Linked DNA regions of Homo sapiens: region 2 is linked to region 1. A link is an interaction called in ENCODE POLR2A ChIA-PET data of the cell type or tissue named here. Cell type or tissue: GM12878. All regions are shown on one strand. Links, peaks and the distances in the headings refer to the core of each region. The heading gives the core; the rest is flanking DNA.

Region 1 (4,389 bases), core at 97-4,096:
AAAATACAAAAATTAGCCGGGTGCAGTGGTGTGCACCTGTAGTTCCAGCTACTCAGGAGGCTGAGGCAGGAGAATCGCTTGACCCCGGATAGCAGAGATTGCAGTGAACCAAGATCATGTCACTGCACTCCAGCCTGGGTGACAGAGTGAGACCCTGTCTCAAAAAAAAAAAAAAGGAAAAGAAAAGAAAACAAAAGAAAAGAAAACTACTCTGATATTCTCAAAGGGGTTCCTTCTTTTTGGATTTCTCTATCTCTCTTGAGGATCCCATCCCACCCCACCGCCATTCAACCCCGCCTTTCCCAACCACATACCAAGAATAAACCTCACACCCTGTGTGCCTCTAGTGTCATAGTTTCCTGCCTCTATGGTCACGGGCTGCTTGGGCTCGGAGGGATTTTCCAGCTTAGGGCAGTGCTGGTGGGACCCGAGGCAATGTGACATAGGAGGAGCTGTGAAGAAGACCTAGAAAGAGGAAAGCCCCGAGCAGATGCTGACAGAGAACTGGAGTGGGGCCTCACAGAGGTACCTGGAGTGCAGGCTCCCGGGAAGGGGAACCAAGCCTTGCCTCTGATTTCAGCAAGTGCTCACAGAGCAGGCCATCTGGCGGCTCGCTGCCAGCCAAATGCTACTGACCAAGGACTTCCAAACTGACCAGGCCCAGAACAAGAAATTCTGTTTAGCATCTGGAGATCTATGGCCAGGCTGGATCCAAATGGATTCCAGTTTAGAGGGCTGTCCACTCCTTGGCAAAGTCCTGTTTTCTTAACCCTCTCTTCCCTTTTGAACCAGTGATCTAAGGGACTCCTCCTCAAGTCTTCTCTAATCCCTCGTAGCCCCACTAACAGCCATCACAGTCAGACACCCTCCTCAGAGAGCCATTTCTCCTCCTTGGTCTTTCTCTTCTAATTTCCACTCCTGATATCTAGCTAGCTACTTCTTCTAAACATGTCAAGGGACCTAGTTTCCAGTTCTGCTCTGGCTCTTACTCAGTGGCTTCTAGTAATTTCCAGCCCTTCTCTGTGCCTCAGTTGCCCCATTTGTAAAATGGGGCCCCAAAAGGTTCCTTTCGGCTCTGACATTCTAGGATCCAAAGTACAGAGATTAAGCCACAAGAATCCCTACCAGAAGGTAGGGGATCCAGCCTGGACCACAACCCCAGGGCTTGACAGTTTCCTGCCCAGCACTGCCTGCCCGCCTTCCTAGCTGTGTGGCCATAGCCAAGTTTCTGTTGAATGGACAGAGGGTAAGATGTTAGGATTAAAAAGTCAAAGTGGGCCAGACGTGGTAGCTCACGCCTGTAATCCCAGCATTTTGTGAAGCCAAGGTGGGTGGATTGCTTGAGGCCAGGAGTTCAAGACCAGCCTGGGCAACATGGCAAAACACCATCTCTACTAAAAATATAAAAGTTAGCTGGGCTTGGTGGTGTATGCCTGTGGTCCCAGCTACTCAGGAGGCTGAGGCACAAGAATCACTTGAACCTGGGAGGCGGAGGCTGCAGTGAGCAGAGATCGCACCACTGCACTTCAAGCCTGGGTGACAGAGCGAGACCCTGTCTAAAAAAAAAAAAAGGCAAGCTAGCCAACACAGTGCTTTCTAACGCTAGCAGGAGTGCATTAAGAGGAAGCCGTTATGAATTTAGAAGGACAAGAAGACAGAAAGTCTGAAGAAAAAACAAGTAGCCAAAGAACAATCCATTCGACAAATATTAGGAGCATCTCCTATGTGTACTGAGGTTACAAACATGGATATGCAGCTCCAGAACTCAGAACTCAAGGTGCTTAAGATGGAGGAGACAGATTTGTCAACAAATGTCGCTACACCCTTCTGACTGTTCCCTGGCATCTGTGGCCATTGTATACAGTTGTGTAGGTTGTTCACTGCACGAGGGTGCTGGCTCGGGCATAGAGGGGGTGAAATTCAGGTCAGGTCCCTTTCCTAAGCATGGGCCTATGGGGCTGCATCTTCCCAGAGGGGCACCTTTTCCTAATTCTTACAAATGTGCTGTGTGGGCTGGCCTAGCCCCTGCAGCATTCACATTACCTTGTTCTGACCCAGTCAGCTCCCACCAACAAAAGCACTCATTTTAGGTATAAGTTACTCGCCCCTGCACACACACCTATTACCTCGTGAGCACTCCATCATCCTTAACTTGGCCTTCAAGCTCCTTTGCGAACTGCCCCCAGCTCCTTCTCTGCCATCTCTAGCATCTCCTTCCCTCTCATACTCCTCATACCACACAGTACACACGGTATAGCTTCACTTCCTTGAAGGAGCCATGGTCCATCTGATCTTTGCATATGCTGTTTCCTCTCTCTGGAATAACCCCCTTTTCTCCGATTGGCTGGCTAATGCCTCAAATGTTCAGATCTCAATTTAGATATTATTCTCTCCAAGAGGCCTTTGTTGATTTTGTTTTGTTTTGAGACAGAGTGTCACATTGTTGCCCAGGCTAGAGTGCAGTGGCGCGGTCACAGATCACTGCATCCTCAACCTTTGCCCAAGAGATCCTCCTATCTCAGCCTCTCAAGTAGCTAGGACGATAGAAACAGGGCACCATGCCTGGCTTTTTTTTTTTGGTAGAGTTGGGGTCTCACTGTGTTGCCAAGGCTCAAGAAGCCTTCTTTGAAGGCTCTCCACTCCCTTCCTTCTCACCCAATCAGATCACATTCCTGATGCCCCCATAGTGCCTGTACTTCTCTAAAGCATTTGTCAGAATTATAATGAAATGATTAATAGTATTAATTATTGATTATTGCCTTTCTCCTCTAGGAAATTAGAAGCTCCTGGAATATGGGGACTGTGTCTTTTATATGGTGTACATGTTATATAGGCCATCTGTCTGCTATATGCTAGAATCCTAGTGCATATAGTTGGTGCTCAATAAATTATTATTGAATAAATGAATGACTATAGCTCAATATAATACAGGCCATTAGACAGGTTATTCTACTTATTTGAGGACAGGGAAGGCTGTACATATAGCTGGTGCTCAATAAATAATAATTGAATAAATAATTATTGACTCAATGAATGACTATAGTTCAGTCTAATACAGGACAGTGGTCAGGTGATTCCACTCGTCTGAGGACAGGGAAGGCTGTACATGGCAAGGTCTCCTTGTTTCAGAGGGGTCTGGGAAGAGAAGTCAAACTCCCCAGGGACTCTGGGGACAGGCAGGAGCAGCGTGTGCTGGGCCTGAGGGAGGCCAGTGCAGAGGGGCCACTCCCAGGCGCTTGGCTGTCTTGTGGAAGCCAGAGGTCTCATCTTCCCCAGTTTTCTGGGTGTCCCAGGATGTGGGCAGCCACTGTGCCTTTGCTGAGAACATTTATAAGAGATTCCCCAAGTCTCCGGACTGAGTGAACGTGAACCACATATGGTTCCAAACTCTGTCATAAAACCACAACTTGGCTGTGGGATCCCTAACACGCAGTCGCGACTTGGCCAGCAATCTGGGGGAAGATTGTTCTCTTGGACGCAAAGAGAGCCACTGTGGTCCAGGGAGAGCAGAACCAGGAGGCCTTAATGAATACCTTCTCGAAGCCGACCTTAAAATGCTTTCAGCTGTGGGGTGGGGCGAAGGACTGCCACCCTCATGACAGGGCATTCCCAGGCTAGTTCATTTATCTTGAATTTAGACTTATTAAATTTTAAATTTAAATTTTTTTAATATCGTGGAACTTCTCAAACACGTTCACTACAGGAGAATAGGATGATGAACGTCATATCCAATACTCAGCCTCAAGGGTTATGAATTCACGGATAATTTGGCTTTATTTCTGCACCACCCCCCACCCCGTGGAATAGTTTAAATCAGATTCCAGGCAACATATAATGTTATCTGCAAGTGCTGTGATTGGGTTACTCCCTTTTAAAACACAAGCAATCCTATTCATTATAGGGAAACAAATGTTTTTGTTTGTTTTGTTTTTTGGGTTTTTTTGAGACAGAATCTCACTCTGTTGCCCAGGCTGGAGTGCAGTGGTGCGATCTCAGCTCACTGCAACCTCTGCCTCCCAGGTTAAAGTGATTCTCCTGCCTCAGCCTCCCAAGTCGCTGGGATTACAGTTGCCCACCACCATACCCAGGTAATTTTTTGTATTTTCAGTAGAGACGGGGTTTTACTGTATTGGCCAGGCTGGTCTCGGACTCTTGACCTCAAGTGATCCACTTCGCCTCGGCCTCCCAAAGTGCTGGGATTACAGGCATGAGCAACTGTGTCTGGCAAAAAAATGTTTTTAATTTAAAAAAATTACATATAATCCAATCACCCAGCATTGATTTAAATGGTGTGGCTCCATCAAAAGGAATCACTCAGGTTGCATTTGCATCTTCATTTTGTCACCTGTGGTTACATGACCCTGGGCGCGGTGCCTCTCCAAGCCTCAG
Region 2 (4,389 bases), core at 84-4,083, 220 kb before region 1:
AGGAATGATGTGTTTTGCTAATGAGGAAATGCACAAGTTCAATATCAGTGTTGAAACAAAGATTTTAAAGAATGGACAGACTCCTTTGGGCAATATGAAATGTTCATGATGGAGACTTTTCAAGAATGTGTTCTGACCTGATGTCTCAGGTCTCTGGGCTATCCTAATAAAACACATCATTTCACTGATTAGCCAACCATGCCAGTGTATGTGAGCAAATATCTGATTTATCATTAATGCCTAGGAGCTTGACTGAAGGGCCAGCTCTGTCCTCTAGAGCCCTTAAAAGGCGAGCTTTAGATGTCTGTGATACAGAATTTCAGAGGAGAAAAGGACCTTGGAGATTATCTCATTGAGCTCCTTGACTCACTGGGGAGAAGACTGAAACTTGATCAGGTTTAAGAGGTGTGAACAAGGTCACCTAGCTTTTTAGGGATGTTAGAAGGACTGAAATATGTTCTCCTGACTCCAGATTCTAAAACTACTGAGGAAGAGTTACAAATAGATCTTAAATGGTAAAGAGAAGTGACCAGGCATGACCTAGCTCTCAAATCCTGCCCTTGGCCAGCCACCCAGCTCTTCAGGTTTCCCTAGGGAGTGATCGATGCAAAGCCAGGGACACTTTGTTACTACCAAGGGCTTTCCATGCAGACCCAATGTCTTCACTCTGGTGAACTAGGCTGGGTAGCCCTGGAGTCTAGAACTCAGTTCTTGCCAGGAGGCCTCCTTGTCTACTCCTCCTTTCCCTCCTGGACCCAGATGCACACCTCAGATCATCTTCCTTCAGTGGGAAGAAGCACTTGTCCATAGTCCACTTGACTATATGAAGCAGGCAGGCTCTTGATAGCAGGAGACGGCAGAGGTGATCCCTGACCCTTGCATACACCAAGATCATGGGGGAACTGCTTGTGTGCAGGTTCTGGTCACTGACCCCACACCACAATTCCAGTTAAATGGGGTTGAGTTATGGACAAGAATCAGTATGGTAACTAACCTGATCTCCACATGGATTTGGGAACCACTGGTCTAAAGACCACACCCCCCAGAACTTATGGAGGCAGGGCTGTGGGAACCTGTCTCACCTCTAAGAGAGTTTCCCACTACAGCTTGACCTGAGTCACCTCTCTTGCTGTATCAGGGAACAAAGGTTTTGGGAGAGCTAGAACCAGCTCTTCTTGTAGAGCACGTTGCATCCTGGGCCTCACCTGACTTCTCCAACCTCTGAGGAGGAAGAAGAGAGACTTGTGCCTCTACTATACTGTAACCCATAGCCCTTTCGAAATCACTACCTCCCAGGACTATGACACAATCAAGTGCGCTAGAATTTGAACAATCCAGCCAGAGTACCTCCTCTCTGGGGACTGAGCCAGTCTAGGAAGTGCATGGAGGAAACTTGCAAGGTGTCCACCCCTGGGGCCCAAACATACCCAGCATAAAGAACAGTGAGTGCTGCCCCAGAGTTAAATAGGCATGTTGGTTCATGTATTGTATGTTTTAGATCCTTTGACAAGGTAGGAGGTCACTGCAACTGGATATAACCAAAGATCTCTTTTTAAAGTTCCCATCTAGGAAAAATAACCCAATGTTACTATCTGAGAAAGTGCCTTAAGTGAGATTTATACCACTGCCTAGCAGTGTACTCTCCAACATGATAGTCACTAGCTATGTATGGCTATTTAAATACAATTAAATAAAATTAAATATTCTGCCTCTCAGTTGCACTAGCCACAGGTGTTAGTGATTGGGGCCACACGTGACTAGCGGCTGTCCTCGTGGATAGGACAGACACAGAACCATTCCATCATTACAGAAAGTTCTAGGGATAGCACCAGCCTCATGTGAATATGCACACAAAACACAGAGTGAATTGATCCAGATAAAAGTTGGTCACCTTAGAAATTAATGGGTTCACAGGGAGGTGGAGGTTGCAGTGAGCTGAGATCGCACCACCATACTCCAGCCTGGACAACAAAACGAGACTCCATCTCAAAAAAAAAAAAAAAAAAAAAAAAAGAATTCATGGGTTCATCATTGTCTTGGATTATATAAAAAAATTAAAATTAGGTCAGGCACAGTGGCTCACGCCTGTAATCCCAGCATTTTGGGAGGCTGAGGTGGGCAGACCACCTGGGCTCAGGAGTTTGAGACCAGCCTGGCCAACATAGTAAAACCCTGTCAATACTGGAGGAAAAAAAAAAAAAAGCCAGGCGTGAAGGTGCGTGCCTGTAATCCCAGCTACTCTGGAGGCTGAGGCAGGAGAATCACTTAAACCCAGGAGGCAGAGGTTGCAGTGAGCCAAGATCGCACCACTGCACTCTGTCCTGGGTGACAGAGCAAGACTCCTGACTCTGTCTCAAAAAAATAAAAATTAAAAATAAATAAATAAAGTTAATGGATCTGAAGTTAGGAAAATACTCTTCCAGAGTTACCCAAGCTATTTTTTATATAAATCTGAGACACACAGCCCAGTTTGGGGTTATAAAATCAGAGATCATATTATACTCAATCTTGACCACCGAGTCTACCACCAGTAGCAAATAGTCTTAGTAAAAGGTTTCAAAGATGAATATTTAATCTCATCCACTTTTTCATCCTAGATTGTCAGATTAGACCGAACAATGGAACAGATAGTCTTTCCCGTGCCCAGCATATGTGAATTCCTAACCAAGGAGTCAAAACTACGAATTTACTATACTACAGAGAGAGACGAACAAGGCAGCAAAATCAATGATTTCTTTCTGCGGTCTGAAGACCTCTTCAATGAAATGAATTGGCAGAAGAAACTGAGAGGTGGGTTCCAACGCATCAGCAACAACACAGAGAGACACAGTTCTGGGATTTCACAAACTTGGGCTTGATGGTGCGTTCATTTCCAAGCAGGAGCAAAGCTAGTATCATTTATGATACTTTGCACCTCTGACCACCAGGAAGTCATAACCAGTTTTGCAGCTGATCAGTGGGCTCAAGCCAAAGTATGATAACTCCCCTGAAAAGGCTTCCTTCATCAGAATTTGACTTGATTTGATTGGAAAGCTCCATGGAAGACTTTTTGAATGCCTCTTTTGATATCTCTATCTAGAAAATAAAAAGAAAAGGGAAAAGCCCAGGCCCTTGAGCTCACAGGGTGGTTCACTTGAGCAGGAAATTCACACTGCTTGCTGGCTCATTTACTAGCACACCTGCTCCAGAGACTCTGGTATTTTCCCTTTTATGGGGTAGCTTGGATTTTAGACTAAATCGTTTTACAGGCAATGGAATCATTTGCCACATAAGGTGCATCATTGCTCACCAGCGAGTCCCATTGAGTATCCCAGCCAGTCAGGTGGAAATTACTTGTCTGAAACACATTCGTAGGGCTTCCCCAGGGGGCTTCTGTGTTCCTGGTTTTCACTGGGGTTTTAATGTGATCCTTCAGTACCAGCCTTGTGCTTGGCACTGGCTGTTGAGACCAACTTAAAAAGGATCGTGCTTGATTTCTATCTGTTCATCAGGAGCCAGACTTTTTTATTTGAAACACTGGATTCCAGCTATAGTTGTGACGTGTTGAGCTCTTTCTGAGGGGTAGACCTGGGGTGGAGAACAGCCGTGTTGGAGGTCAGTTTCCCAGAGCTTTCGTCTTCTCCGTGATGCTGCCAATCTGAGCAGGCACGGACCAGTGCTGTCTGTTTTTTCTTCCCTTTTCTCCCTACCTGCCTGCATCCCTAGATCAGGCTAATGGCAGATAAGGTGGTGCAAGAAGGTTCGCCCAAAGGTCCCATTCCCACCTCACTTCCAGCCCCGCTGTACTCTTGCTCGTCTCTAAGGGGCACCTCCCTGTGCAGCACCTTCAAACATTACAAAAAGTCTGGCCAGGCCAAATCCATCCCTCAGCCAGCTCCATGTCTAGTGTCTGACCGAGGGGCCAGGGGACCATTAGCAGACCAGCCTCTGTGGCCTCCACGGTATGGACCTCAGGAGACACAGGTGCAATTCTACCTGGTATCAGAGTGTCCTCATAGCCTACTGTAGATTCCTCAAAGACTCTTGCAGCTCCAGGATCCTCATGAACATGGAAACTTTTGCAGAGCACCATGCTTGGGCAATAAGAGGGAAAAAGATACCCTGTACTCCAAAAGGGAGACATAGACCCCACCCATTTCATCCTCATTTTTCTAGCTATTATGTTACATAGGAGAAAACTTATCTGTTGCTTTTGTCCTTCACTGGGATATTCCATCATTCCAGCTTTAGGGAATAATCCTGAGGTGTTTTGTTTTTGTTTTTGTTTTTGTTTTTGTTTTTGTTTTTTGAGACAGAGTCTTGGTCTGTCGCCCAGGCTGGAGTGCAGTGGCGCGATCTCGGGTCACTGCAACCTCCACCTCCCGGGTTCAAGCGATTCCCCTGCCTTAG

Evidence for each region. ChIA-PET counts read pairs that join two places held together with the same protein. Peaks named below come from ENCODE experiments on the same cell type or tissue, not always from the same donor. Only the 100,000 strongest peaks of a DNase experiment are listed, where the experiment ranks them.
Region 2: POLR2A ChIA-PET joins it to region 1 with 6 read pairs; 3 of 35 experiments call an interaction of 5 or more read pairs at or near these places.

What each region holds. Positions count from the first base shown.
Region 1 is chr3:5,006,491-5,010,879 of GRCh38, forward strand. No RefSeq gene overlaps it. Among named protein-coding and RNA genes, the nearest start is that of BHLHE40-AS1, 29 kb to the left of the region's middle. RefSeq lists enhancers at 316-585, 1,106-1,235 and a silencer at 4,328-4,387. In GM12878, for the core only: a CTCF peak has its summit at 627; a DNase peak (open chromatin) is centred at 421; H3K4me3 peaks cover 1,301 bases; H3K27ac peaks cover 2,632 bases.
Region 2 is chr3:4,785,350-4,789,738 of GRCh38, forward strand. ITPR1 (inositol 1,4,5-trisphosphate receptor type 1) reads left to right here. Exons shown (of 62, transcript NM_001378452.1): 52 at 2,598-2,790. Among named protein-coding and RNA genes, the nearest start is that of EGOT, 36 kb to the left of the region's middle. In GM12878, for the core only: no CTCF peak of the experiment used is centred there; no DNase peak of the experiment used is centred there.